2 separate regions of the Homo sapiens genome follow, and region 2 is linked to region 1. The links are chromatin contacts, found by Hi-C or POLR2A ChIA-PET in ENCODE. All regions are on one chromosome and are shown on one strand. Each heading gives the region's core, a stretch centred on a gene start or an enhancer-like site at or near the end of the contact. The rest is flanking DNA. Distances are from core to core; before and after follow the strand shown. Region 1 has its middle 120 kb from the start of TBL1X. Region 2 has its middle 86 kb from the start of TBL1X.

Region 1 (3,852 bases), core at 887-3,386:
AACTTAGGATACCGTCCTTAAATGTTAAACAAGAGGAATACTGTGCAAGAGGGATATGGTTACTACATTCTGGCATATACAATTCCACGCGGTGGAATTTAAGCCCTCATTTAAAGTATAATTTTGAAAAATATTTAGTGACCTAGAAAAATATTTATTTTTTAATACTAGGTAACCAAATCGGAATGCTGAACTATTTATACAGAGTGAGCCCGATTTTATTATTTACCTCACCTCCATCCTCAACTCCCATTTTTGGATGGGAAAATTCTTCCACACAGAGGAAAACGACAGGCACGTCGTGAATGCAAACGTCAACGTTGGTTTTCTCTGGGAATTTTTATTTTCTTGGACAGAAAAGTGGCTACACTTTGTTTTTTATTAGGAAGAGAAGCCGCTTTAACATCTAAGTAGTGAAGCCACAGCGAAGTGAAGAAGCCCCTTCACCCATCAGATGGCTTAAGAACGTCATCCTGGCGTCTTCCAAAACTCCTCGAATCCCCTCCTGCCGTGATGACACAGAATCAGAGGCTTCCAGGGGTACGCTTAGGGGGCATCTGATGCGCAGGTGCACACGGCAGCTACTGAGCCCCAACTCTGGAGTGTTCTTACTCAGGGATTTAATTATAGGACGGGGTCGTCAGGAGCAGGTCTCCCACTGCCCTGCAGGAACCCTTTTTGACCTTCAGTAGAGACAGAGCCCTAAAACTTTGGGCCTGATTTTCCCTTCCCCAACTCCTCCTCGTGCCCTTCCCAGGCACTTCCTCACCCCCAGAGACTCCCTTCTTTACCTCTGTCCCCAAGTCCCTCTCCACCCAGGCCTTCTCAAGGGCTCCCCCGCAGCAGGACCCCTCTGCCGTCCCCTTTCCTGTTTCAGAGTGTCGCGGCGTTCTGGGAACCACAGCACCCCCCAACAGCCCTGAGATCCCCGGGGGAGGACCCGGTGAACCTGAGCCGTGTTTTGGGAGCACAGGGAGACACCCGCGCGGGCGGCCGGCGGCGTGGGGGCGGGGCGCTGCGAGTGCGCAGCTCTTCTAAGGTCCTCGGTAATTCTTTCCCAGTCCACGTAGGGCGCTGGCACAGACCGGCCCCGAGTCTGATCCTGGGGGAGGGGAGGAGAAGAGAGGGGAGGGGAGGGGAGGAGGCTGGAAGACTAAGAGGGAGGAGGGAGGCTGTGGCCTAAACTCCAATGCAGGGAGAGGAGGCTAGGAGGGGGGAGGGAGGGACAGAGAGGGGATGAAAAGCAGAGGAGGAGGGGGAAGGGGAGGAGAAGGAGGAGAGAGGGGTGCAAAACGGAGGAGGAGGGGGGAGGAGGGAGGGGGTGAAAAGCAGAGAAGGATGGGGAGGGGAGAGGTGGAGGGGAGAAGGAGGGGGAGGGTAAAAAGCAGAGGGGGAGGGGAGGAAGAGGGAGGGGTGAAAGCAGAGGGGGAGGGAAGGAGGGAGGGGGTGAAAGCAGCGGGGGAGGGGGAGGGGAGGTGGGAAGGAGCAGGGGGAGGGTAAAAAGCAGAGGGGGAGGGGAGGAGGAGGGAGGGGGTGAAAAGCAGAGGGGGAGGGGAGGAGGAGGGAGGGGGATGGGAGGTGAGGGAGGGAGGACAAGGGGAAGTGAAAAAGGGAGGAGGGGGAGGGGAAGTGAAAGAGGGAGAAGCGGGAGGGGAAGTGAAAGAGGGAGGAGGGGGAGGGGCGCCACCCAGCCTCTTTCCGGAGGAGACTCATTTAGATGCAATGGCCAATTTTTTTTTTTTTAAACCAGACTGTATAAATTTACAGTTTCCTTTTCAGCTGAAGCAGACAATGTTAAAACACATTAGATTTTCTGTTTCGGAATGCAAATTAAACATAGGCAAGCTCTTGGAAGGCTTCATTGAGGGCTTGAGAAAATAGGAGATTGAAAACGTCGATGCTTGAGTAAGGCAAGAGATTTTAGCCTTGCAGCAATGTGGTCGTGTGTGTGTTTACTTAAAAAGAGAAAATTGCTTAATAATAAAACGGCCCTAGTCTTCCTTGAACATAACAGGAAGCACTGCTTAAAAAAACATTTATTTCTTTTTTTTTTTACAGCCACCATTTATTTGTCGGTGCACAGGGAGGGGGTGCCGTTGAGGCAGGGTTGGGGTAGTCACCCAGGCACTCCCCAAAGCCTGCTCACCCGGCCCCTCCAACCCCAAGGAGTGGAATCTAGAAGCAGCCCCTAGGGGCTCTCCCCTCTAATCTAGAAATGACTTTCCTAAACAGCTGTCACTATAAACTAGGTTCCTTTCTGTTCTCTGTCCCCTTTTTTCACCCCCAAAGCAAAAACAACAAAAACACAACCTAATAGAAAAGCCCCTCCCGCCGCAACTAAAAACAAGCAGAACACTCGCCCCAAATTCTGTTTCTGCTGTTCCTGCCCCCGTTTATAGGAGCCTTGTGGGCTATTTTCTGCTCTTTTCTCCCCCTGGAGAGTTATTTAAGTCCTTTAAATGCCATTCTGTGCACACATAACTTAAAAATGGTCTGGCACGGGGGAAAAGTTGGCAAATGTCTAGTTCACAATCTGTTGGGTTATGTGAAGCCAGATTCAGTAAAAACTCTATTGGCTTCCGGAGCCAGGTTATGCAACATCTTAAAAGGGTTTGGGGATGTGTCTGTAGGAGGGGGAAGGGGGACCTGAGAGGGGAAATACCGAGCTGGGTGTCACATGTAAGTTTGCTATACTGGGGATGGCCGTGGACACAGACGGGTGTAGGGAGCTGCACCATTTCAGTCTTAAGAGCAAGAAGCCCCCCTGCATTTTAACTGTGTGGGCTTTGAAAATAGGGGTGAGGGGACCAAAAGGCCTTCCCGGGCCATGAGTTCCTGTAGGGTCTCCACGTTGAGATGGCGAGTGGGGGATGGGCCCGTATGAGCCGGCTAGGGCTGCCATGCCAGAGTAGCAGACAGGGATTCCCTCACATTCTGGAGGCCACATGTTTGAAACCCAAGTGTCACAGGGCTGCTTTCTCCCGCAGCCCCTCTCGGTGGCTTGTAGACGGCCTGTATCCTCCCATGGTCGTCCCTCTGTGTGTGCCTGTGTCCTCATCGCCTCTTCTTATAAGGACTCCAGTACTACTGGACCAGGGCCCACCCTAATGACCTCATTTTAATTTAATTACCTCCTTAGAGATCCTGTTTCCAAATACGGTCACATTCCAAAAGGTAGTGGGGATTAGAGCTTCAGCCCTTGAATTTTAGGGATTATTCCCCATTATGGGATGGGGAGAACACTTAGGAGGCTTGATAAGGGAAGCAGAGAGGGTGGGGAAGGAGTTTGCATCCCTTGGGCATCCAGGCCTCGGGATGCCCCGGCCCCTCAGCCCCTGGGTTTGCAGACTGGAGAGCAGGGCTGCTCCCAGGGAAGTGGGCGGGGTGGGGGCGGGGTAGCTGTTAACTGCTAGACTTGGGCCTGTCGCCCATATGACAGCTGCATTTTTAATTCTCTTTTGGAATATTCCTTCTGTATTGCAGTTTCACCATAGCCTGAGAGCCAGCTGGATAAGCTGCTAGGGACACAGGATTCCCTAGTGATAGCGCAGGGCAGCAGTGGTGTCTCAGTGTCTTGCTCACATCTGTGTGCTTGGCACCTGGGAGGGAGCCCCAGGTAATTCTGCAGACTTAAAGGAGGGGAGGAGCAAGCTCACCCTGTGGGTTTTCAAGATGCTAATTTAATCTTCGTTGTTTGTACTTGACAGAAACCACAAAGCTTGTTTATCCAAAGTAGTATCTTTTGTGGTGAAACGATTATCAGTAATTATTAAGAAACAGACGGAGTCTTCTCCTTGGCCACTGAAAAACTCAGAAATGTGGGGAGAAATATCAAAGTTGTGGATGATCTGA
Region 2 (3,852 bases), core at 609-3,108, 38 kb before region 1:
CTCTGGCTGTGGTTCCTGACTCTTTCTGTCCCAAGCAGATTGAATCCTTGCCTGCCTCCCACTTGATTATGGGAGAGTAACCACGTGATATTACTATTCATTATTTACAGGTCTTTCCCCCTTAGTATCCCTGTACTCTCAGATTCTAGCACAGGGCTTAGCAAATGATAGGTGCTTAGGAAGTGTTTGTTGACAGAATAGTTGTGATCTCAGTTCTGGCTCCATGCCTCTAGCTCAGCGGTTCTCAACTGAGGGTATTTTGACCCTCGTCCCTCAGAGAATACTCGACAATATCTGTAGACATCGCTGATTGTCACAGCTGTGGGGAGTAGGGGAGGTACTACTGGCATATAGAGGATGGAGTCAAGGATGCTGCTTAACATCCTACATGCGCAGGACAGCCCTCACAGCAAATAGTAAGCTGGCCCCCAGTGTCTGCAGTGCCAAGGGTGAGAAATCCTGTCCTGGCTGGTCTCCATGCAAGCCATACCTGAGGGGTCCCACCCCTGCTGCCTCCTCTGGTCACGAGGTTGGAGGTTCCTGTAGCTCAGGCCAGTGCAGCATCTTCCATTCCCTTGACCCCTTTATAAGAGTTTTCCTGTGGCTCCTCGGGTGAGGTTTGGGGTATCAGTTAGTGCTCTCAACAATGGCCACCTGCATGCGCGGGGAGTGACGGGGTTGGCCCTGAGCACAGGTGGAGAGCTGGGCTGTGGGTGATTTGAATGAGCCCTGCATGCTCTGAAGGTCTGGGTTGCCTCAAAGCTCTACCTGGTTTTTCAGAGAAATTGTTCTCCCGTTCACAGAAGCCTTCCTCTGCTACCCAGCTTGTAACAGCCTGCCCATCCCCTCATCCCTTGTCTGAGTTGTTCATCATGACTCATTCCCCAGGATGAGACAAAAGGAGCCTTTGACTCCAATAAATGTTTAAAACAAACAAAAATAACAAACCACTTGTTTCCAGGAAGGGCGGAGGCGGTAAGGTGGAGGTAGCATTTTCCCACTATTGTGCTAACATGGATGAATTAGATCAGCTACTTAACACCTGGAAAGGTGTGGAAAGGCATGAGAGGATGAAGCTGAGTACAGTGAAGGACAAGGAAGTCTGGAACATTGTGGAGTGCGTGGGCCAGGGAAAGCAGCCCTGCAGAGGAGGCTGGAGGGGCAACTGCATATTCCGAGAGGAAGTTCAAAGGCTCTGTGAACAAGCTCCAGCACCAGACAGTGCTTTAAATGTGCTACATACATTATCTCATGCAATCCTCACAACCCTATGAAATAGGTTCTATCATTGATATCTCTGTCAGTCAGCTAGCACCTCAATAATGCCATATAAGAAGCATCCCCAAACAATTTCTATGGCTGAACACAGCAATCATTTAATCTCCCCAATGTGGCCACAGCTTGGCTGAGAGCCAGCAAGATTTAGTCTGAGCTTATCTGCACATAGCTCCAAGCTGCACACTGGATTCAGGTTTGCTCCAGGCATCTTTCTCCTTAAACTAGCAGGCAAACTGCAGCTGTTTCTTTCCCATAGTCATGGGAGACGTTCAAGAGGGAAAGCAAAACTGCACAATTCGTTTCAAGCTTCCACTTGTGTCTCATCTTCTCATATTGGCCATAGTGAGGCACATTGCTGAGCCTCAAATAAAGAGATGGGGATGTACACTCTGCCCAGCATGAGTTCGAAGCAACTTATAGTGTCAAGCCAACACGGATGGAGTGGGTAAGTATACTCCTTCCACGAAGGTTGGGAGGAAGTGGTGTCAGGAATGAGTACTTGCCTAACAATGATCTAATCTACTACATTTTAAATATGTTGAAACTGGGGCACACAAAAGGATTGAGCAATTTGCTTTAGGCTGCAGAGTAAATGAGTGGCTTGGATGTGAACCCAAATGATGTGGTTTGACAGTGTACGTTACACAGTACTACGCTGTACTGTAGTATACTGTACTATACCTGCCATGCCATACCACTATGCCAAAAGACTCTTTGCTGTGTTTTGTTGCCTGTGGTAGCAAGTGTTCAAGATAGTCTCCAATGATCCTCACCTCCTGTATTCACATCCGCTGTGGACTAAAAGCTTGATTGCCCCTTACATTCATATGTTGAACCCCTAATCCATAATGTGATGGTATTTGAAGGTGAGGCTTTGGGAAATAATAAAGGATAGATGAGTTCATAAGGGTAGAGCCCTCTGACAGGATTAATGCTCTTATGAGAAGAAGAAGAGAGCAGCCCTCTCTCCTTTATCTCTGTGTCATGTGAGAATTCTGTAAGAAGGTAGCCCTCTGCAAACCAGGAGGAGAGCCCTCACCAGGAAATGAATTGGCTGACATCTTGATCTTGGACTTCCCAGCCCCCAGCACGGTGAGCTATAAGCCATCCAGTTTTATGGTATTTTGTTATGGCAGCCTGAGCAGACTAAGACAACACTCTTGCATAGTCTCCTCCCATGTTGAATATGGTTGACCTTTGTGACCAATAGAATATTAAGGACATGATGGTGGGTGACTTCTGAGGCCATCACAGGCATTTCAGGTTCCTTTTTGGTGTCTTGTATCACTCATCTGGGAGAACCAGACAGCATGTTGTGAGGATGCCCAAGCAGTCCTACGGAGGGGCCCACAGGAACAGAGGCCTCCCTCCAACAGCCAATACCAGCTTACCAGCCCTGGATCCTCCAGCACATCGTCTTCAGATGCTTCCAGTCCCCATTTAGTCTGCCAGTTGAAGTGCCAGATATCATTAATCAAGAATGTCATCCATTCTGTGCTCTGCCTGGATTCCTGACCCAAAGAAATGTGAGATGGAATACATGATTATGGTTGTTTTAAGCCACTTAATTTGGTAAATTCGGGCAAAAATTTATTGACAAAGATGCCAAAAGCATGGCAACAAAAGTAAACATTGACAAATGGGATATAATTATAAGAGCTTCTGCACAGCAAAAGAAACTATCAACAGAATAAACAGACAACCTACAGAATGGGAGAAAATATTTGCAAACCATGCATCTGACAAAGGTCTAATATCCAGCATGTATTAAGGAACTTAAACATATTTACAAGAGAAAAACAACCCCATTAAACAGTGTGCAAAGGACATAGACACTTTTCAAAAGAAGACATACATGTGACCAAAAAGCATATAAAAAAAAGTTCAGTATCACTGATCATTAGAGAAATGCAAATCGAAACCACAAGGAGATACCATCTCATACCAGTCAAAATGGCTATTACTACAAAGTCAAAAAATAACAGATGCTGGCGAGGTTGTGGAGAAAAGGGAACACGTATACACTGTTGGTGGGAATGTAAATTAGTTCAACCATTGTGGAAAGCAGTATGGCGATTCCTCAAAGAACTAAAAACAGAACTACCATTCCACCCAGCAATCCCATTACTGGGTATATACTCAGGAATATGAATCATTCTACCATAAGGACACATGCATGTGAATGTTCACTGCAGCATTATTCACAATAGCAAAGACGTGGAATCAATCTAAATGTCCATCAGTAACAGGTTGGATAAAGAAAATGTCGTACATGTACACCATGGAATACTATGCAGCCATAAAAAAGGAATGAGATCATGTCTTTTGCAGGAACGTGGATGGAGCTGGAGGCCATTATCCTTAGCAGACTAATGCAGGAACATAAAACCAAGTACTGCATGTTCTCACTTATAAGAGGGAGCTAAATGATGAGAACTCATGAACATAAAGAAGGGACCAACAGACACTGGGGTCTACCTGAGGGTGGGGGGTGGGAGGAGGGAGAGGAGCAGAAAAAATAACTATCGGGTACTAGGCTTAGTACTTGGGTGATGAAATAATCTGTACAATAAA

The links. Hi-C counts contacts between places; a loop is a spot of excess contacts on that map. ChIA-PET counts read pairs that join two places held with the same protein, here RNA polymerase II (POLR2A). Pooled maps may share reads with other maps.
Region 2: a loop to region 1 is called in a pooled map, with 2.2 times the contacts of the local background. The contact joins two enhancer-like sites. A Hi-C loop is called at or near these places in 4 of 50 pooled maps. POLR2A ChIA-PET finds 5 or more read pairs at or near these places in 4 of 52 experiments (PC-3, WTC11, activated CD4-positive, alpha-beta memory T cell and 1 more).

Annotation. Positions count from the first base shown.
Region 1 is chrX:9,339,920-9,343,771 of GRCh38, reverse strand. No RefSeq gene overlaps it. Among named protein-coding and RNA genes, the nearest start is that of TBL1X, 120 kb to the left of the region's middle. RefSeq lists an enhancer at 1,713-1,772. Within about 2 kb of position 2,136, at least 34 of the 41 ENCODE cell types and tissues checked have a DNase peak (open chromatin) inside an H3K27ac peak, as active enhancers do.
Region 2 is chrX:9,377,142-9,380,993 of GRCh38, reverse strand. No RefSeq gene overlaps it. Among named protein-coding and RNA genes, the nearest start is that of TBL1X, 86 kb to the left of the region's middle. Within about 2 kb of position 1,858, at least 2 of the 41 ENCODE cell types and tissues checked have a DNase peak (open chromatin) inside an H3K27ac peak, as active enhancers do.